4 separate regions of the Homo sapiens genome follow, and all the other regions are linked to region 1. The links are chromatin contacts, found by Hi-C or POLR2A ChIA-PET in ENCODE. All regions are on one chromosome and are shown on one strand. The core of a region is the stretch at or near the end of the contact, and the rest is flanking DNA. Distances in the headings are between cores, read along the strand shown. Region 1 holds the start of PANK4 (pantothenate kinase 4 (inactive)). Region 2 overlaps PRKCZ (protein kinase C zeta). Region 3 overlaps PRKCZ (protein kinase C zeta). Region 4 overlaps SKI (SKI proto-oncogene).

Region 1 (4,782 bases), core at 1,413-3,912:
GTCACCTGTGCTCTTCACATCTGAGCCATGGCCTTCTAGTTCTCCCTGTCCCACAGGCCCCATCCCCTCTGCCATTCTCTCTGGTCCTGTGTTTCCTCTTTGGGCACCAATGGAGGGCAGGACAGCCAAGCAGACACCACCGCCCCGTGGCCCCTTCCTGTCTCACCTGCCTCTGAGGAACCCTCCCCACAGCCCGCAGAAACCTAAAATCAGATCGAAGCTGCAGTATGTTTTGAGAAATACAACGTCCCTGCTGCTTTCAAAGAGGTGAATCTGCTCAGCAGACATCAGCGTCCCATCGAGAGGAAAACAGCTTGCCAGAACACAGGGCAGGTGAGCTTTCCTAGATCCAGACACAGGCAAGGGAAGAGGAAATGGGAGAAGCCTGCTTTTAAACAACACTGTTGACAAGCACTTTGGCTTTGAGGGTTCCTGGGTTGAAGACACCCCACCCTGAGCGTGGCCTCCCAGCAGCTCGGTCAGGAGTAACAAACAAAAGGTCTCTCAGTATCAGTCAACAGGTCCTCTTAAGAACCAGAGACACAGGACCCAGACGCAGGGAGAAACTTTGAAGAGGGGAAATAAATACCAGCACTAAACAGACCTCTTAGAGTATCCTTCTACCAAGAAACCCCCTGGGCTCAGCCTGGAGAACAGGCTGGTACTCCAGGGCCCTCTAGGGCTGCGACAGCCCTTCCTGGACAGCCCCAGCTCTGCGGCTTCACTGGCCTCTCGGGGCCACACAGAACATCCACGGTGAGCCCTGTTCTCCTGGCCATTCCCCAAGTGACTTATGCAGGTCAACTGCAATTGCATTTCAGAAACATTTAATCCCGACTTGCTTCCAGTAACAGAATCCCCCAGTGTAAGGGCAGCAGAACCTTGCAGAGCACACGCTCTACCGGGCCTCAAGGTCTCAGAAGGCTGGGAAGCATGGCTGGGGAGCCTCTGGTGAGGCCTGCGGTAGACAATCCCCTAGGCTAGGGCTGCAAGCTCAGCACCTGCAGCCCAATAACCAGTCAGTCCCAAGTCCTATCAGCGGTCCCTAAAGATGCTACTCACACGTTCTCATACCTGGCACCAGGCCACACCCCCTAAGAAGCATTGCCTCCCATAAGCTCACTGAAAGGTGGGAGCCAGGACCTATAGCTACTTCCATTCTCATCGCCCCCCACTTCCCTAGAGGACACCCTTCCCTGGCTGGACATCTCAGAGAGATGATGACACCAACAACCCCGAGGACACCACAGCAGCAAACATGTCAGATGCACCAGGAGCACACAGCTCAGAGGGAATGGCCTGGGTCTCTCTGAGTCCCAGCTTTTCCAGGGAGGTGGGAAGCAGTCAGCGGCAGGCCCATTCATCCCAGTATTTACTGGGCGGCAAAGACAGGTTGGGCATCCTTTTCGGGGGCTGGGGCTACAAGACACACCGCTGCTCTTGTGGGATTCACACACAAGCAGACTCAGCCTACGACCGAGATGAGTGCTAAGAGGGAGAGGTATGTGAAGCCGCAGCGGCTATTCAAGGGGGGTTTCTCCAGGTGAAGCTGCCCCCAGGAAGCCCTCATGCCTGAAACATGGGCAGAGTAGGAGAGCAGGGAGTGGCTGGTTCAAATCCTGGTTCTGCCACTTTCTAGCCCGATGACCCTGGGCAAATTAGTTCACCTTTCTGGGGCTTGGTATCCTCATCTGCGAAAAGGGAGTAATTCGCGTTCCTCCCCTAGAGGTGGCTGGGAGGTGTCCGGGAGTCAGGAGCGTGGGAAAAAGGTCTAGAACAGAGCCTGGCCCGCCGTCATTACTGAGAGCACAGCCATCAGGCAGGAGGGTCTGCAGCGGACCCTGGAGAGGCCAGGGCAGAAGTGCAGGCCGCCTTAAAGGCCACGGAAGGCACGGGTGGCTTTTAAACCAGAGGCACGAGTTCCCAGGTCCCACGTCCACGGCCGCCTGAACTCACGCCCGGCGTCCACTCTCCAGAGAGCGGGGCCTGTGCACGGACTGTCCGGCCCGCGGGCCACAGCTGGCCACGCCGCGGGAACGCGCGGCCTTTTCGGGGCCACTCTGCCAAGGGCTTCCCGCCGAGCTCGTCCTCGTCTCGACCAGAACTAAGGACCCCAAATCTCAGGCCAGCCACCAGCCAAGCGGCGGAGCCGGGGCGCCCAGATGCCGATGTGGCCGAAGACATAAAATTCCGCCGACCCTCCCACCTCGCGGCGGGTAACGCTGGACCCCGGCCCCCAGCCACCCAGGACGGCCGCGCGAACTACCAGGCCCGGCAGGCCCCGCTCTGGTCCCTGCGGCGCCTGCCGGTAGCTGTAGTCCGGCCGTCGCCCCGAGCCCGCGCATCAGCGACCCTGCGGACTACAAGGCCCGTGAGGCTGTGCGCGGGCCCGCGGACTACAAGGCCCGTGAGGCTGTGCGCGAGGCCCGCGCCCCCGCCCTTCGTCCTTCCCGCCGCCCCCGCTCGCCGGCCCACCGCCGGCGCCCCGCCCGCCCCCGCAGCCCGCGCCCGGCGCCCGGCCTGCGGCTACCTATGTCGATGGCGAAGCGCTTGGCGTTCTCCAGGTTGCGGAAGATCTCGTCGGGGGGCAGCGTGATGCTCTTGTCCAGACTGTCCCCGCTGCTCCCGCTGCCGCTCGCTCCACACTCCGCCATTTTGAAAGTGCCCGGCCAGCTCATCAGCCATGGAGATATATGCGCATATATTTGACTGCCAAACGCCCCCTCGCATAGATTATGTTAATGAGGCGCCGGCCCCGCCCCTTCCCTCCCCCACCCCCGGCCTCTGAGGTCTCGGCCGCTACAGGGCGAGCTAGGGCCAGTGCTGGGCAGGGGTCCGAGAGGCCCGGGGCTGCGGGCGGGCGGGCGGTTATCCTCCAGAGATCGCGCATCAGCACAGAACATCTGGACTGATGTTCTTTTACCGCGCTGTCCACAGGCTTAACTCAAGTGCTCTGAGCCCTGCTGAGGGAGGCCGCAGAGGCCGCCCACCTGCTTCTAAGGGGGCACGTGGGTCTGCAGACTGTCAGAGAGCCCTGCCCTTCAGCGAGTGCCTGCTGTAAGCTTGGCCCTGCACGCCAGGGCGAATGTGATGCGCTCTTTGCTAGGGTGACTCAATCCTGGCTTCCCAGGGGCGTGGGACTTTCAATGTTAAAAGTCCCATGCAAACCAGAGGAGTGGGGAACCCTGCCCCACCTGGGAGGAGCCCCAGCCTGGCATGCACCTGCGGGTAGGGAAGATGTGTGCTGTAATGGCGATCCGTGGAAAGTGCTGTGGTCGGGGGAAGCCAGGCAGGCTGCCTGTGGGCAAGACAGGTGCCTGGGAGGCTGCAGGAACAAGCCTTGGAAGCAGCTGGAGCCAGGACAGGGGTATAGGTGGGGCAGGCCAGGGTTCCAGGGTGAGTGGCTGGGAAGCCCTGCTGGCATGAAGAGATGCGTCTTCTCCAGAGGCTCTGGGCGCCTTGGGAAAAAGCCCAGTGTTGGAAGCAGACAGATCAGCCCCTCCCGGGTAACCCGGGGTCATTACTGCATGTCTCTGGCCCTCAGCCTCTGTCTGCACGTGGAGAATGCCACCAGCTGCCTGGCAGGGCTCCTGGGAGCACAGGCCTGTGGGGCGGCACAAACTCCAGGGATAATGCATCTGTGTGCGCAGGGCAAGCCTTCAGGGAGGAGGCATCCTTGCCTGTGTCTTCCAAGGGGGTGGGTGTGTGGCTCTGGAGGGGGAGCCTGCCCCAGGGAGGCCTGGGTGGAAGAGTGGAGCACACCCCAGGCGGCTTAGACCTCTGGCAGCTCAGACCCCTGGCAGCATGGTGTGCCATGGGCCAGGCTGGCAGGAGGTGCCCTCCATGAGGGGCGCCCACCTGTGTGCCCACTGAACATGCGGGAAACATGCAGGTGAATGGGGGCCTTCCCTGTCCTCTGCCCACCATACCCCGGGGCTCGGTAGGGACCACTGGCAGGCACTGGGTTGGTCTGGTGGGGGGACCCTGTCTAGACTGCCTGTGGAGTAGCCAGAAAGGGGCTGAAGGCTGAGCGGAGCGAGAGGGGCTGAGCAGGAAGGAGCAGGCAGGGCAGGCCCACACACGGGGCTACCATTCAGCGGGGGTGGGAATGCGGCCCACTCCGGCCCAATCCTTGCTGGATGGATTTTGCCCCTTGGGAGCTGGTCCCTGGGAGCCACAGGCCTCAGTTCTTGCAGACTCAGCCAACACCCTGTGGCCTGCCTAAAAATACATGCCCTTTCTGAGGCAAGGGATGGCCCCGTGCAGGCTCCTGCCAGGACTGCCAGATCCTGCCTTGGCACGGTGGCCAGCGGGCAGGTGTCCCCGGAGCCCATGCCAGGACTGGCGCTGCAGGCCGTGGGAGTGTGCAGCAGCAACTCGGGGCAAATGTTTTCTCCTGTTTGGCCCAGGGCCAAGCCCCTTTGGCTGTAGCAACAGATCTACTGCGGGCTGTGGCCCTGGGTCGCCTCTCAGTGGACACAGCCTAAGGTCCTGCGCTGTCACCTTGCCCCACCCCTACCTTCCGGAAGCTAGTGAAAGGCCTGGGCGGGGGGAGACCCAGGGCTCCGACCATGTCCACCCCTCCAGCCCACCTCCCCCTGCCCCTGCCCCTCACCTGCTTTCCCTCCATCCCTCCCTCCCCCTGTTCTTCCGGAGCAAGGACCCCACCCTTCTTCCGGGGTCCAGGGGGCCACTGGCAGGGGTCCCTCCCTGCTTAACTGCTACCATGGCCCTGCCCATTCCCCTTCACCCCTGCAGACCCGCTCCATGGCTGCCAAGGAC
Region 2 (4,782 bases), core at 791-3,290, 390 kb before region 1:
CCTGCGTGTGCTCGGTCCCTGTCATGTGGCAAGAGTGGGTCTGGACTCCCATTCCTCTTGGGGCTAACACAGGTGAGGATGCAGGACAAGCTCCTGAGTGACTGAAGAGGGGTGTGGTGGGAACTAGGCTCCAGGAGATGAGCAGGTCAGCACTAGGAAGACCTGGACATTGCCTGGAGAGCCCAGAGGACTTCCTGGAGGAGGAGGCATCTGATCATACTGCCTGGGAGGTCAGTGCAGAGGAGATGCCAGGAGCACCGAGGATGTGGCAGGCACGGGAGAGTCCAGCCAGTGTCTGGGAGGCCCTGAGGACGAGGTTGGGGACACCAGGAAATGGGGAGCCTAGGCGGCTGTGTGCTTAGGGCAGGTGGGTGTGGGTGAACAGGCAGTTTGGCTCAGGCTGGGACTCAGGAGAGTGTGGCTGGAGGTGGCCACATTGGGAATATCTGTGGAGTATGGTGCCAGGGAGTGTTGCAGCACAGAGATCCCGTCCGCACCCCAGCCCACCCTGGCCGCCTTTTCTGAGGACACACGTTGTGAGTCTTCTGGGGCTGCAGAACACAGCACCACTAACTGGCAGCTTAAACAATGGAAACTTGCTCTCCGGCAGTCTGGGGCTGGAAGTCCAAAACGAAGGTGTCTTTATGAGTCAGGGTTCTCCAGAGGGATGGTACCAATGGGATGCATGTACATGAAAGGGAGTTGATTAGGGAGAACTGGCCCTCGGGCGCACAAGACGAAGTCTTACGATAGGCCAGCTGCAGGCTGGGGAAGAAAGAAGCCAGCAGTGGCTCACTCCGAGTCCAAAAGCCTCAGAAGCAGGGAAGCCGACAGTGCAGCCTTCAGCCTCTGCCAGAGGCTCCAGAGCCCCCGGCAAACCACTAATAAGTCCCGGAGTCTAAAGGCCCAAGAACCTGGAATCTGATGTCCCAGGGTAGGACGAGTGGCAGGAAGCATCCAGCATGGGAGAAAGATGAAAGCCAGAAGACCCAGGAAAACTGCTTCTCCCACCTGCTTCCGCCTGCTTTGCCCCAGCCGCACTGGCAGCTGATTGGACGCCACCGCCCACCCACATTGAGGGTGGGTCTTGCCCTCCCAGTCCACTGACTCAAATACCAGTCTCAGGGCAGCGCCCTCATAGACACACCCAGATGCAATACTTCACCAGTTCTCTAGGCATCCTTCAACCCAGTCAAGTCGGCGCCTGGTGTGACCCATTACAGTGCCGCAGGGCTGCGCCCTCCTTCCCCCGCAGCCACTGGTAGCTGCGGGCAGCCTTGTTCCTGTGCTGGCAGAGGAACCACTCACCTCTGTTTCCGTCTCCACATGGCCTCCTCTGTATCTGTCTCTTCTGTCATTCTGCATGACGGATTAGCCCAGAGTGAACCCTACCCACCCAGTGACATGGGCCAGGGCTCCGGGCAGCACAGGGTGTGGCCTCTCACTGTGCAGCTTTGAGGAGAAAAGTCCATTCTGCCGATGGCAGGTGCAGACCATAAGTGACCCTCCCCCTCCCCACCACCACCAGTGAGCAAAAGCTTTTCCTTTCCTTCCTGCAGACACTGGAGGAAAGGGTGGCAGGTGGACCCACCACAGCCCCGCTCTGCTGTGGAGGTACAGCCCTTCTGGGCGTGTGAACGAGCCAGTTTCACAAACACAGAGGCCAAGGCGAGAGTGGCCCGAAAGCCTGCAACCTGACTGCTCAGGGAGGGCGGCTGCCCTGCAGTTCAGCCTGTCCGATTCCCGCCTAATTGTGCCCGGGCTCTGATCTCGCCACCTGCTCGTAACGTTCTCTGTCCGGACCTCAGAGCCGCTCCATGTAGTGCTCACTTCATGTTAATTGCAGGACCACTCAGATCACCTCTGCTGTCACTTAAAAGGGGCATTTCAGGAGGAAAGCACTTGGTTTTGTGTGAATCAGTAAGACTTAAAGGGGAACAAGCACCCAGGAGAAGAGAGACTTTTCCGTCCTCTTTGTTGGTGAAGCGAGGATGAAAGAGTGGGCATCCGTCGCTGGGGACTGGGCTCCCCGCCCAGCTCTTTCTGTGCACTTGAAAGCACTGCCCTTGGACTTTGAGAAGGAAGCGTTCAGTGGGGGAGCCAAAGGGAGAGAGCCAGCGAGGTTCTGAAGAAGGAGGTGAGGAGGGGCTGCCTCCTCCATGAAGGATGGTGCCGGGGGTGGCAGGGAAGCCCACTCAGTGGAACAGAACTGCTGGGTCAGAGCTGGCCCAGGGCTGAGCACTTCTTGCAGAGGAGGGAAGGGATCCTCCAGTAAATCCTGAGGAGGTGATTGGTTAATTATCAGCCCAGGAATGGGGGGTGAGGTGGGTAGGAATCCAGGCTGCTGGCTCCCATCACAGTAAACGGCAGGTGGATTGAGGTTAAAAAAAAATCACAGGGCCCGGCGCAGTGGCTCACGCCTGTAATCCCAGCACTTTGGGAGGCCGAGATGGGTGATCGCTTGAGGCCAGGAGTTCAAGATCCATCTGGCCAACATGGTGAAACCCATCTGTACTAAAAATACAAAAATTAGCCAGGCGTGGTGGCACGTGCCTGTAATCCCAGCTACTCAGGAGTCTGAGGCAGGAGAATCACTTGAACCCAGGAGGCGGGGGTTGCGGTGAGCTGAGATTGTGCCACTGGGCGACAGAGTGAGACTCCGTCTCAAATAAATAAAAAGAAGAAACCTAGAAGCTGTGCAGATCTCTGGAGAAAAACCGGGCAGTGAGGACCAGAGGGTCTTTAGACTCAGCCACACAGAATTTTCAGATTTTTTCAGTTTCCAAATTAAATGCAAAAAACATACAGGAAAGGGGTTTGTAGCACGTAAAACCCAGAAGAGATCCAGACATCTCACACTTAGAATTGAAGAGCTCCTACACAAAGGCTTTTGGTAAATGCTGGGACCGAGAAGCTGAGAACCGGTGTGAATGGTTAATGAAGTAAGACTGTAATTGTTTAGAGATGAGGACAGCATGACCTCCACAGGTGATCAGGGAAACACAAGACATTTTCTCTGTCAACATCAAAGATGTTAAAAGTAATTAAAGCCGGCCGGGCGTGGTGGCTCACGCCTGTAATTCCAGCACTTTGGGAGGCCGAGGTGGGTGGATCACGAGGTCAGCAGTTCAAGACCAGCCTGGCCAAGTTGGTGAAACCCCGTGTCTACTAAAAATACAAAAAAAGTAGCCAGGCGTGGTGGTGGGTTCCTCTAATCCCAGCTACTCGGGAGGCTGAGGCAGAGAATTGCTTGAACCCGGGAGGCAGAGGTTGTAGTGAGCCGAGATGGCACCACTGCACTCCAGCCTGGGCGACAGAGCAGGACTCTGTCTCAAAACAACACAAAACAAAAACAAAACAACAAAAAAGTAATTAAAGCCCAGGGTTGCTGTCATGGGGTCTGCCAACCCTGGGGATGTGGGACAGGCATGGACCCTACTCTCTGGAAATCACGCAGAAATGTGCAGCGATGTTCCCATCCTGCCTCTCTTCAAAAGAAATCACCCGTCATTCGGAGGTTTGTGTATGGGGAAGATCAGCTCAGCATTATTTTTACAAGCAAGAGTGGGAATCGTGTCTGGAGTTAGCTACTCCCTTTGCTGTGAACAACCCACTCCACCACGTGGGGTATAAACCATGGTAGGGCCACGTCTCTGAGCTGTGGCTGCTGGAGAGCCCTCTGCTGGTGGCACATAGGGCACAAGTGCCGCAGGGACAGCTGGGTGGATGGCCCAAGACTTTGGCCTTTATCATGAGTGGACAGAGGAGTGACCACTTGGGTCCCTGGAGAAGAGGCTATAGAGAGTGAGGGTGGGGAAGGGAGATCAGAAGATGCCATCCATGAGCAGCAGTGCCTGTCAGATTTGGTCCAAGCAGTGCCCTCAGGTGGCTGGCAGAGGCCAATGCAATTCCTTTTCAAGCCAGCATCAAAGAATTCCTGATGATAAATAAATCAGGCATCTGAGCTCGCAATGGAAAACCACAAAACACAGTGGGAAGCAGGATATCCTGAGTCCAAGCTGGTAAAAGCCCAGACAGAGGCTCCAACCATCAGAATAGGTAAGGGTGTGACAGGTCTAAAACATGAAAATGGGCGATTGAAAATATGAGCAGGAGGCCGGGCGCGGTGGCTCACGCATGTAATCCCAGCACTTTGGGAGGCCGAGGCAGGCGGAGTGCCTGAGGTCAGGAGTTCGAGACCAGCCTGGTCAACATAGTGAAACACTGTCTCTACTAAAAATACAACAAAAATTTAGCCAGGCGTGGTGGTGGGTGCCTGTAATCCCAGGTACTCGGTAGGCTGAGGCAGGGGAATGGCTTGAACCAGGGAGCTGGAGGTTTCAGTGAGCTGAGAACATGCCACTGTACTCCAGCTTGGGTGACAGAGTGAGACTCCGTCTCAAAAAAAAAGAAAGAAAATGTGAGCAGGGAGGCCAGGTGCAGTAGCTCACACCTGTAATCCCAGCACTTTGGGAGGCTGGAGCGGGCAGATCACCTGAGGTCAGGGGTTCGAGACGAGCCTGGCCAACATGGCGAAACTTTGTCTCTACTAAAAATAAAAAATCAGCCGGACGTGGTGGCAGGTGCCTATAATCCCAGCTACTCAGGAGGCTGAGACAGGAGAATCGCTTGAACCCAGGAGGCGGAGGCTGCAGTGAGCCAAGATCGTACCACTGCACTCCAGCCTGGGGAACAGAGCGAGGCGCGAGGCTGTCGGAGGGAGGGAATATGAGCAAGGAACAAGTTGGCAGCATGTAAGACGTACTTAAAACGTTTTTACCC
Region 3 (4,782 bases), core at 1,586-4,085, 350 kb before region 1:
CAGGTGATCTGCCTGCCTCGACCTCCCGAAGTGCTGGGATTACAGGTGTGAGCCACCAAGCCTGGCACCGTGTTTAATTTTCGAGGACCTGCCGGACTGTCTTCCGCAGCAGCGGCGCTGTTCTGCACTCCTACCACAACGTGCCATGGCTCCGGTCTTTCCCGCATGGAAGCTGTCGTGTTATTTGCCCGCTCCTCCCCTTGTGGAGGCTGCCACATCGTTCTCTGTGTCTTTGACAGCAGGCCATCCTAAGGCGCATGGGGTGGTGTCCTGGAGCTTTCATTGGCATTTCCCTCCCTGGCCCTGTGCACTGCACTTTCAAATCCTGGGCCTGGTCATTGAGAGGATGCCGGGCCCGTGGTGGGGCAAACGGGAGTGTGTGGCCCCCAGGCTGGAGCTGTTGGCGCAGCCTCTGGCACAGGCACTGCCCCCATGACGGCATCCCCACCCCCAGGTTCTACGCGGCCGAGATCTGCATCGCCCTCAACTTCCTGCACGAGAGGGGGATCATCTACAGGGACCTGAAGCTGGACAACGTCCTCCTGGATGCGGACGGGCACATCAAGCTCACAGACTACGGCATGTGCAAGGTGCGTGCCTTGGACCGCCTCCCCTGACCATCCCGCATGTGCGTCTCGGGGCGCCTGTCCCGCGGGGTAGTGTCTACAAGAACCCTCTCCCAGTAACTTTGCCCCCACAGGAAGGCCTGGGCCCTGGTGACACAACGAGCACTTTCTGCGGAACCCCGAATTACATCGCCCCCGAAATCCTGCGGGGAGAGGAGTACGGTGAGTGCCGCTGCCCTGGCCCCTCTCGGAGCACACAGGGCCAGAGATGGCTTCGGGCCTGGCCCAGCAGCCAGGGAGAGGTGTCCTTGACCATCTTACACCCAAAAGCCACACACTGTCTTTCCCAGCCGGATGTCATCATCTGGCCTCAGCCCCTTATTTGAATTCTGGAAAACCTCCCATGTCCACTTGAGCAGCTCCTTGGGGAGGGCACTGCACAGGATTCCTCCTGCCAGGGAGCCCCGGGGCACAGGGAGGGGAAAGACACAGAAAGCGGGGGTGGGACAGGGTGCAGCACCTGAGTCCCCGTGCTGCACGAGTGGCTGGGGGAGAAGCTGTTGTCTGGGGAGCCCCAGGGGGTGCAGGAGCGTGTGGACAGGACCCCACAGGCCCTGCGGCTGAGGACGCCGTGCACACCAGAGTGTTTCTGCTCCTCTCCCCTCTCTGGGCGTGAAACGGGGACATGGGCACGCGTGTGCAGCCGTGTGTGCGTGTGTGAAACGGGGACGTGGGCACGCGTGTGCAGCCGTGTGTGCGTGTGTGAAACGGGGATGTGGGCACGCGTGTGCAGCCGTGTGTGCGTGTGTGAAACGGGGACGTGGGCACGCGTGTGCAGCCCTGTGTGCGTGTGTGCCGTTGGGCTGAGTGTTCGTGTGTCGGGCATCCATGTGTGTTGTGTGCACATGCATACTGTGTTTGTACACACTCCACCCACTTCTGCATCCTGGTGTTTTCAATGAGGCATGCATGGTGTGCCTTCAGACATTTTTACACATTTTTTTTGCCATCAGAATGGGTGTGGGGCAGGCAGGGCGGGCAGGTCACTCGCCGCTGGGATAACTGGGCTCCCCAGCGGCCACAATGGAAGTCTCAGTAGCCAGAGAAGGACAGACAGCAGATTGGAGGACTGGAATATAGTCTAGAACCCAGCTTGGGATGGGGATTCCGTGTGGGACAGCGGCAGCGTCTCACCTCAGCAGGGACCAGGGGGACTTCCGGGGACGCAGAGACAGCTGCTGTCCTTGGGCAAAACGGGTCAGGGTCTCCCACCCCTCATTCGCTGGAACACATTCCCAACAGGTTGACTACTTGAACCTTTTTAAAAAACAAAATGGCTGTAGAAGGAAACACAGGAGAGTATTTCCGTTACTGCAGCGAAAGGGCTTCTTCAAGCTTAGTTCTGTAGAAGCAGAAACGAGAGAGGAGGGTCGTCCGCAGGTTCCACCAGTGCCTCGTGCCGGTGTGGTCACAGGTGCCCTGGCAGGACCGACAGCCCAGAGGCAGCCTGGGAGACCTCCGTAGTGTCAGGGACGGTGGCAGGGAGGCCGAGCTGCCAGGTGGAGGTGCTGGTTCTGTTTGGGAAGTGGAAGTCACAGAGGCCTGTGTGCCGCCTGCTCAAGCCTGGCTCACACTCGTGTCAACTGGGCATGAAAACCAACGCCAGCCAGGTTCGTCCTGCTGCCGGCCCATGTGGCCCCACTCGGTGATGGCTGTGTGCTCTCCCCCAGGGTTCAGCGTGGACTGGTGGGCGCTGGGAGTCCTCATGTTTGAGATGATGGCCGGGCGCTCCCCGTTCGACATCATCACCGACAACCCGGACATGAACACAGAGGACTACCTTTTCCAAGGTGCGTGCCCCGCTGTGCGTTCGTACCCCTCACCTGCACGACTGTCTTCCTTCCTTTTCAAAGGTGCAGGTGGAGGGGTCCCGCGGGTGCCTGGAGCGGCAGTGCCATGCAAAGCGTACCGGGAACCATTCCTCCTGGCCAGACCCTGTGTCACATGCCACTCCCCGGGCCGTGGGGTGGGGTTACCACACCTGTGGGTCAGCAGGAAAGAGAACCTGTCCCCATTCAGCTCCAACTCCCTCCTGCCCTGGCCAGCAGCACATGCTGGAGCCCCAGCATGTCCTTGACCGAGGCTGTACCGAGCTGAAAGCACAGCCCCCACCCCCAAAACCCACAGCCACCATCATGGGCTCCTTCCCACCTGGAGGCCCCGGGACCTGCTCCTGGTCTGGAATTCAGTGCTGTGGGGATGTGGGATCTGGGAACGCGGCTGTCTCCGCGGTGCCCTCTGGTGGCCAGCCTGCAGAGGCACCCGTGTACCTGCGATCTTGGGGCTGAGGAAGGGGAGCTGCTGGTTCACGTCCGATCCTACGACACGTGCCAGCGCATGTAACCAGGAGGCCCAGGGAGGACCCGGCGGGACTCCGGGTTATAGATATTGCTGGGCTGTAGGAAGGGAGGGGCTCCGGGGCCCCAAGGCTGAGCTCCCAAAGCTCTTGCTCAGAGTCAGAGTCTGGGCGGCACTGGGCAAATGGCACACAACACAGGCAAGTCCTCACCAGGCTCCGCCCTTGCAGTGATCCTGGAGAAGCCCATCCGGATCCCCCGGTTCCTGTCCGTCAAAGCCTCCCATGTTTTAAAAGGATTTTTAAATAAGGTACGTTTCTGGCCATGCTGACAAAATCTCGTTTGTGGCCTCGGTGTTGGTGGGCAGAGGGCCAGGCACGGCTGTTGGCCATTTTTTCATGTCGGCTGCTGTGTATCGGGTGTGTGGGTTGATTTTCCGCTTCAGTATTTGAGCTCTGTGTTCTGTGAATCGTCCGTTTTTACTCACACCTAACAAAATGAGAATGTGTGCCCAAGGAAAATGGAACGGAGCTTAACGTACGGGGAAGGAACTTTCAATAAAGGAAACATCTGATTTCCACCACCTGGGTCAGAGCATCGGGGGAGGGCTTGTCAGCACTGGGAGTGGCCACCAAGGAGAGGGGGTCATGGGGCTTCCGGGATGGGGCTGACTTGTCCTTGTTTGAACTCTGACCTCCAGGACCCCAAAGAGAGGCTCGGCTGCCGGCCACAGACTGGATTTTCTGACATCAAGTCCCACGCGTTCTTCCGCAGCATAGACTGGGACTTGGTAAAGCATCACAAAGCCTATTTGCACCCCCATCCCCATCCCAACCCCAAATCTACCCAACCCCCATCCCAACCCCAACCCCAATATTCACCCAACCCCCACCCCACCCCATCCGAACCCCAATATCCATCCCAACCCCAAATTCATCCAACCCTCACCCCACCACCAACCCAACCCCCAGCCCAACTCCCACCCCAACCCCCAACTCAACCCCCACCCCAATATCCACCCAACCCCACTCCAACCCCTACACCCCCAACCCCTCCAACCCCTATAATCTGGTGGACAGAGCCGGGGCTGTGTGGGCCGGGTGGGCTGTGTGAGCTCGCGCACCGCCGGGCTGGTCTTTGACATGGCCCCACTTGCGTGGAGCCAAGGCTCCTGTCTCCCAGAAGGGTCAGCTGGGAATGGGGGACCACCCTCCAGGGCCCCGAGGAGGGATGGGGAGACACATTTCGTCCTCCGGAGCCAGGAGAGTGAGGGGCCGGACGAGCTCGGCCCATGGCGCTTCCTGGCAACCCTCGACTGTGCTGGCTTGGTGCCGCCAGGAGCTAGCGGCACATGCGTCCTGACCTGTGAGCACATTGGCTGTTGGTTCCACAGGGATCTGATAGTGGGGGCCGGCCTAGAGAAGGGCGTTTGCTTTGGTTTCATGGCCGGTTTTATCAGCAGTTACTGGACAGGACCAGCAGTCGCAGCGTTCACGGCTTGAGCTTTAGCGTCGGGTATTGAAGGAGAGTGAGTCTGTGGACAGGGTGCGACGTACACTGGCTCGATTTAGGAATCTGATTTCGGTGGTGTGTGAGCAGGGTGCATTCGGTAGAAACTACTTTGAGTTTTGACCGTTCCCCAGCTGGCCGTATGAGGTCAGTACTCTCCTGTGATGAGGGGCGGTGACTGCAGCCCCAGCGGGCCACGTGATCAGGAGGGGGCCGAATGTCCCGAGGGGCTCTGCGTGCAGGGGGTTTTGCCGGACTGTAGGCTGGCGTGTGTCTGTCAGGTTAAGGCAGGTAAGGCTGCGCCGCTTGGTCGTGGGTTCTGTGTGGAAGTGCAGTCTCCACCCAGGATG
Region 4 (4,782 bases), core at 1,578-4,077, 270 kb before region 1:
ATCCGTGGAAGAGTGAAATATTGAACGTTACAAGAAGGAAGTGAGGCCAGGCGCGGTATCTCGTGCCTGTAATCCCAGCACTTTTGGAGTTGGCGATGGGCAGATCACTTGAGGTCAGGAGTTTGAGACCAGCCTGGATCAAAATGGCAAAACTCCATCTCTACTGAAAATACAAAAATTAGCCGGGCGTGGTTGCAGGTGCCTGTAATCCCAGCTACTTGGGAGGCTGAGGCATGAGAAGAGCTTGAATCCGGGAGGCAGAGGTTGCAGTGAGCCCAGGTCATGCCACTGTACTGCAGCCTGGGTGATGGAGTGAGACCCTGTCTGAAAAAAAAAAAAAAAATAGAGTTGCTAAATTGGAGTAAATATTTCATAACGCGATTCAGTTCAGTTGCTTTAGCTGCTCTGTGAGTCCAGCACCCGCCTGCAGCGCAGCCTCCCCTGTGGAGTCTGGAGCACCCAGGCCTACATCACAGGCTCCAGAGCACCCGGGCCGGTATCACGGGCTCCAGAGCACCCAGGTTGGTATCATGGGCTCCAGAGCACCCAGGCCGGTATCACGGGCTCCAGCACAGCGGGCAAAAGGTGGGAGGCTCCCCAGACTTTAGGTGTCTGGAGTTATCCATAAAGGGGGCTTCCTGAGTTTTGGTGTATCCCTTGGTTTACAACCCAGGGAGAAGCCTGGCCACTTGTGAGTGCAGGTCGTCCTTGGACACACACTTGGAGGAATCGGAAGGAACAGGACACGCAGCCTTATGTTCCTGTCAGCCCTTCCTGCACATATGCCCTGTCTCAGGGGGCTGCTGGCCTCTGCCAGGGCCTCCTCACTTTTGTTCCTGAGGACATCTTCCCAGCGCGTGTGCACTTACTAAATGAGCCACATGCCCCCAGTTCTGACAGCTAGGAACGGTGCGAGCAGATGGAGGATGGAGCTGGTGCTGCTGCCCACAGGGGCCCTGGGAGTGAGGCTGCGGGTCCCTCGTGCCCTGGTGCGGCCCTGGCTTGAGGCCTTGGTTTGGGGGTGTTGTGCCCCCCCTACCAGGGCTGAGAGCCCACAGTGACAGCAGAGGGGAGGTGTGTGCGGGGGCCGGGCATCGATGCTGGACTTGCTGAGGGTTGCTTTCTGGTGGTGTGCACACATCTTGGGCCAGAGTGGTGTCCCCAGAGTGCCTGCTGCTGGAAGAGAAGGCTCTGGGTCCTTCTGGATGCCCATCCTGGCTGTGTGGACCACGGCGGCAAGGGCCACGTGCCTGGTCGTCAGGCCACGGATGCTTGTCCGGAGCTGCCTCATGTGGCTCTTGCACAGAAGGCACCATTCTAGACATTCCAGGTGGGCTCCAGTGACCATGAGGGGCTGGGGTTGGCACTGGCGCTGCTCCTCTGAGGTGTTGGACCCACGTGGGAGCTGCTTGTTCCCCTCCAGACACTGATTGTGAAGAATCTGGAAGGTCCACGCTAGAGGAGGCCACGACCTGCTGGTGCGCCTGCAAGAGTGCTGGCCCAACTGGTCTCCATGCGTGGTGCCCGTTGGAGGGGGTGGGAGGGCTCGGCTCTGCTCTCCCCCCGTGGGTCTTCGTGTCACAGGGTGCTTGGGGGACTCTGCTGCACTGAGATCTCCAGCGTGACATGTCCCCGTCCCAAACAGCCCTGAAATGGCAATGCCTCATCCTAGGATTACCGTCCCTTCCCGAAGGCTTGAGGTCCTACTTAGATGTCTACTGGACTGCTTTTTATTTTAATTTACTTGATACTCAGTCTGGGTGCGTTGAAGACGCGGCCTCTGGCTGTCAGCCTGTCCTTGTGTGCAGTGACCGGTCTACCTGTCTGGCCTTGTGCCTAGACTTGTGGCCGTCACCACTATCTCTGGGGAGGGGTGAAGTGGACTGGGAGGTAGGAGCCGAATTGGAGTCTTCTCTTTGTTCCTGAAGTTATCACAGTCTTGGCCAGACTGTGGTCACTGCGTGCGTGTGTGTGTGTGTGTGATGCGCAGGGCATTTGCTGGTGGAATAGCACGGGCCATTGGCATTTGCACCTGAGGCGTGCAGCCCCCCTGCTGCACACCTATGGGGTCCCTGCGGTCAGGTGAGCTCTGGGGGGTTTCTGAGGGTGGAGACAGCCACAACAACACTTCTTTCCTCCAAATGCCTGTGCTGTGCACTTGGGTGCAGGTGGCTTTTAGGGGACATGGCTGGGCACTGCCCCACAGTGTCACCTCTGTGTCCTGTGGTGCGTGCTGTGGACTGGCACCACACCCCACGTGCTTGTTAGGCCAGTTTCTCTCAGGTGTCGGTCACCCTACCATGCGGCCTTTCTTTTGTCTTTTATCTTTAGCTAAGGAGTCCATGGCATACCAAAAGCTGAATGATGACAGCCAGTGTCCCCATCCTGTCCTCCCCAACTTTCCACAGGCAGGGACGCTCCCCATTCTTGCTGCATAGTCTTCTGTTGACCCCATGTACCTGAGTGACCCCCACGTACCTGAGTGTGACAAGCACTATGGTGCTTGACCTCAGTCCAGCTGCTTAGACCTGTACCTGCCACAGCCCCACGTGCTGACACCTTGCGTCTTGAGTTTTGATAAATCTATCCTTTGGCTGATTAATATGACTGAGTGGTGTCTTCTGACCCCATTTCTTATCTGGAACACTGTGTCCTGACTTCATTTCCTGTCTGGAGCACACTGTCCTGACCTCATTTCCTGTCTGGAACACACTGTGTCCTGACCTCATTTCCTGCCTGGAGCTCTCTGTGTCCTGACCTCATTTCCTGTCTGTGCCGCTCTGTCCTGACCTCATTTTCTGTCTGTGCCACCCTTTGTCCTGACCTCATTTCCTGTCTGGAACATGCTGTGTCCTAACTGCATTTCCTGTCTGGAGCTCTCTCTGTCCTGACCTCATTTCCTGTCTGGATCTCTCTATGTCCTGACCTCATTTCCTGTCTGGAACATGCTGTATCCTGATATCATTTCCTGTCTGTGCCACTTTGTCCGGACCTCATTTTCTGTCTGGAGCACTCTGTATCCTGACCTCATTTCCTGTTTGTGCCACCCTTTGTCCTGACCTCATTTCCTGTCTGGAACATGCTGTGTCCGGATTGCATTTCCTCTCTGGAGCTCTCTCTGTCCTGACCTCATTTCCTGTCTGGAGCCAGTGACCTCATTTCCTGTCTGTGTCACTCTGTCCTGACCTCATTTCCTGTCTGTGCCACTCTTTGTCCTGACCTCATTTCCTGTATGCAACACACTGTGCCCGGACTGCATTTCCTGTCTGGAGCTCTCTCTGTCCTGATCTCATTTCCTGTCAGGAGCACTCTGTGTACTGACCTCATTTCCTGTCTGTGCCACTCTTGTGTCCTGACCTCTTTTCCAGTCTGTGCCACTCTGTGTCCTGACCTCATTTCTTATCTGTGCCACTCTGTGTCCTGACCTCATTTCCTGTCTGGAGCACTCTGTCCTGACCTCATTTCCTGTCTTGTGTCCTGACCTCATTTCCTGTCTGGAGCTCTCTGTGTCCTTACCTCATTTCCTGTCTGTGCTGCTTTCTGTCTTGGAGTTGCGTGCCTGACCTCATTTCCTCTCCACTGTGTGTTCCTGGAGTTAGGCATCATCTTGGTTTTTACTCCCTTGCTTGGTTTTCTCAGGATCTCTGGCTGCTCCGTCCTTGCTCCAGCGTTCTTCTCTGCCCCCTCCCTCTGTGGTCCAGAGGCCGATGGCCAGCTGGCCCTCACCTGCCCGCCCTGGGTATTTCTGTGCTCTTCCTGGTGAGGGATTCTAGGGGTTCCCCTCCTGGGTTCATCCTTACCTGAGTAGCCACAGCACACTGTGCAGTTGGGTGCCTGGGAGGCACGTGCTTTGGGTGTTGCATGGCTGACCTGGTAACTGGGCACCCGTGTATGGAGGGCTGGAACAGAACACTTGTCGGCGCTCCTCAGCGTCTTGCCTCTGGTGTCCCCATGGCGAAGTCCCCTGCCATCTGCTTTGGGCTCTGACATGTGACCTGACTGTGCCCTTCAGGAGCTTTCAGAACCTCCTCTTAGATCTGGCATTCAAAATGTCTTGTCAGACACCTCGAGGCGGCTTGTGTTTGGCCCTGTGTTGGGCGCCTATTGGGCCCTTGTCAGGTTTTTGTTGCCAGGAGGCTCGCGCCCCGATCTTCGGGATGGTGCCCGTGGCATCTTCTGCTCGGTGCTCCCTAGGGCTGGACGTTGGTCCTCCTGGCACTGGTGCTCCGGTTGCTGTGGTCTCCCTGCTGTTCCCTTGTGGCTCAGGATTACTCTCTGGAGGTCTCCGCCTTATCATGAGCACTTTCTTTGTTGGCTACTTTTAGTTTCATGATTTCATTTTCGTTTCTAAGATATCTATCTCTTTGTAAAAGCTCCCACCTTTTGTGACTTGTGGATGCTGTATCTTTCTCCTGTTGCTGCAGACATTAATGATGTTTTTCTTGACAGTTTGTCCTGCTGGTTTCCTCTGCATTCCTTTGGTTGGTTTCAGACCTCGGCTTTAAAGGGGCATTTCCCCACATTGCCAATTCTTGACCATCTGGTCACGTCAAGGCTGACGTGCCAATGGCTGCAAGGGGGAGGGCACCTGGGAGCCCGCGGATGGCTCTTATGCAGACGTGCGGGCCAGCCCCGATCCTGCTTCTGCAAGGCCTCCCCTCCCATGGTGGCGCTTTGGTGCCAGAGCGCGTCGGCGTGGCTCCCTAGCGTCTGCCTCTGCAGCTGCTTGGCCCCCAGCCGCCTCCTCCCAGCTGCCTCCTGCCCTATGTGTGCTTGAGCTCG

The links. A loop is a pair of places that touch in the nucleus more often than their neighbours do. ChIA-PET counts read pairs that join two places held with the same protein, here RNA polymerase II (POLR2A). Pooled maps may share reads with other maps.
Region 2: a pooled map shows a loop between it and region 1 (2.5-fold over the local background). The contact joins the enhancer-like site here to the promoter of PANK4 in region 1. A Hi-C loop is called at or near these places in 1 of 168 maps with a recorded cell type or tissue (naive thymus-derived CD4-positive, alpha-beta T cell), 1 of 37 single-sample maps with no recorded cell type and 16 of 50 pooled maps. POLR2A ChIA-PET finds 5 or more read pairs at or near these places in 1 of 52 experiments (BJ).
Region 3: a pooled map shows a loop between it and region 1 (2.3-fold over the local background). The contact joins the enhancer-like site here to the promoter of PANK4 in region 1. A Hi-C loop is called at or near these places in 2 of 168 maps with a recorded cell type or tissue (psoas muscle and sciatic nerve), 1 of 37 single-sample maps with no recorded cell type and 11 of 50 pooled maps. POLR2A ChIA-PET finds 5 or more read pairs at or near these places in 3 of 52 experiments (CD4-positive, alpha-beta T cell, MCF 10A and naive thymus-derived CD8-positive, alpha-beta T cell).
Region 4: a pooled map shows a loop between it and region 1 (9-fold over the local background). The contact joins the enhancer-like site here to the promoter of PANK4 in region 1. A Hi-C loop is called at or near these places in 7 of 50 pooled maps. POLR2A ChIA-PET finds 5 or more read pairs at or near these places in 3 of 52 experiments (CD4-positive, alpha-beta memory T cell, CD8-positive, alpha-beta T cell and activated naive CD4-positive, alpha-beta T cell).

Annotation. Positions count from the first base shown.
Region 1 is chr1:2,523,934-2,528,715 of GRCh38, forward strand. It overlaps PANK4 (pantothenate kinase 4 (inactive)), which reads right to left and starts at 2,663. Exons shown (of 19, transcript NM_018216.4): 1 at 2,531-2,663. The coding sequence starts at 2,654. RefSeq lists enhancers at 1-170, 2,690-3,410, 4,132-4,782.
Region 2 is chr1:2,136,256-2,141,037 of GRCh38, forward strand. All of the region lies in intron 5 of PRKCZ (protein kinase C zeta), which reads left to right. Among named protein-coding and RNA genes, the nearest start is that of PRKCZ-AS1, 45 kb to the right of the region's middle. RefSeq lists enhancers at 659-1,607, 3,703-4,286. Within about 2 kb of position 2,041, at least 6 of the 41 ENCODE cell types and tissues checked have a DNase peak (open chromatin) inside an H3K27ac peak, as active enhancers do.
Region 3 is chr1:2,171,601-2,176,382 of GRCh38, forward strand. PRKCZ (protein kinase C zeta) reads left to right here. Exons shown (of 18, transcript NM_002744.6): 12 at 455-590; 13 at 701-788; 14 at 2,297-2,416; 15 at 3,154-3,233; 16 at 3,624-3,713. Among named protein-coding and RNA genes, the nearest start is that of PRKCZ-AS1, 9.9 kb to the right of the region's middle. RefSeq lists a silencer at 2,246-2,412 and an enhancer at 3,966-4,574. Within about 2 kb of position 2,836, at least 7 of the 41 ENCODE cell types and tissues checked have a DNase peak (open chromatin) inside an H3K27ac peak, as active enhancers do.
Region 4 is chr1:2,252,769-2,257,550 of GRCh38, forward strand. All of the region lies in intron 1 of SKI (SKI proto-oncogene), which reads left to right. Among named protein-coding and RNA genes, the nearest start is that of SKI, 27 kb to the left of the region's middle. RefSeq lists enhancers at 2,782-3,981, 3,022-3,316, 3,984-4,581. Within about 2 kb of position 2,828, at least 21 of the 41 ENCODE cell types and tissues checked have a DNase peak (open chromatin) inside an H3K27ac peak, as active enhancers do; they include CD8-positive, alpha-beta T cell, where a contact is called at or near this core.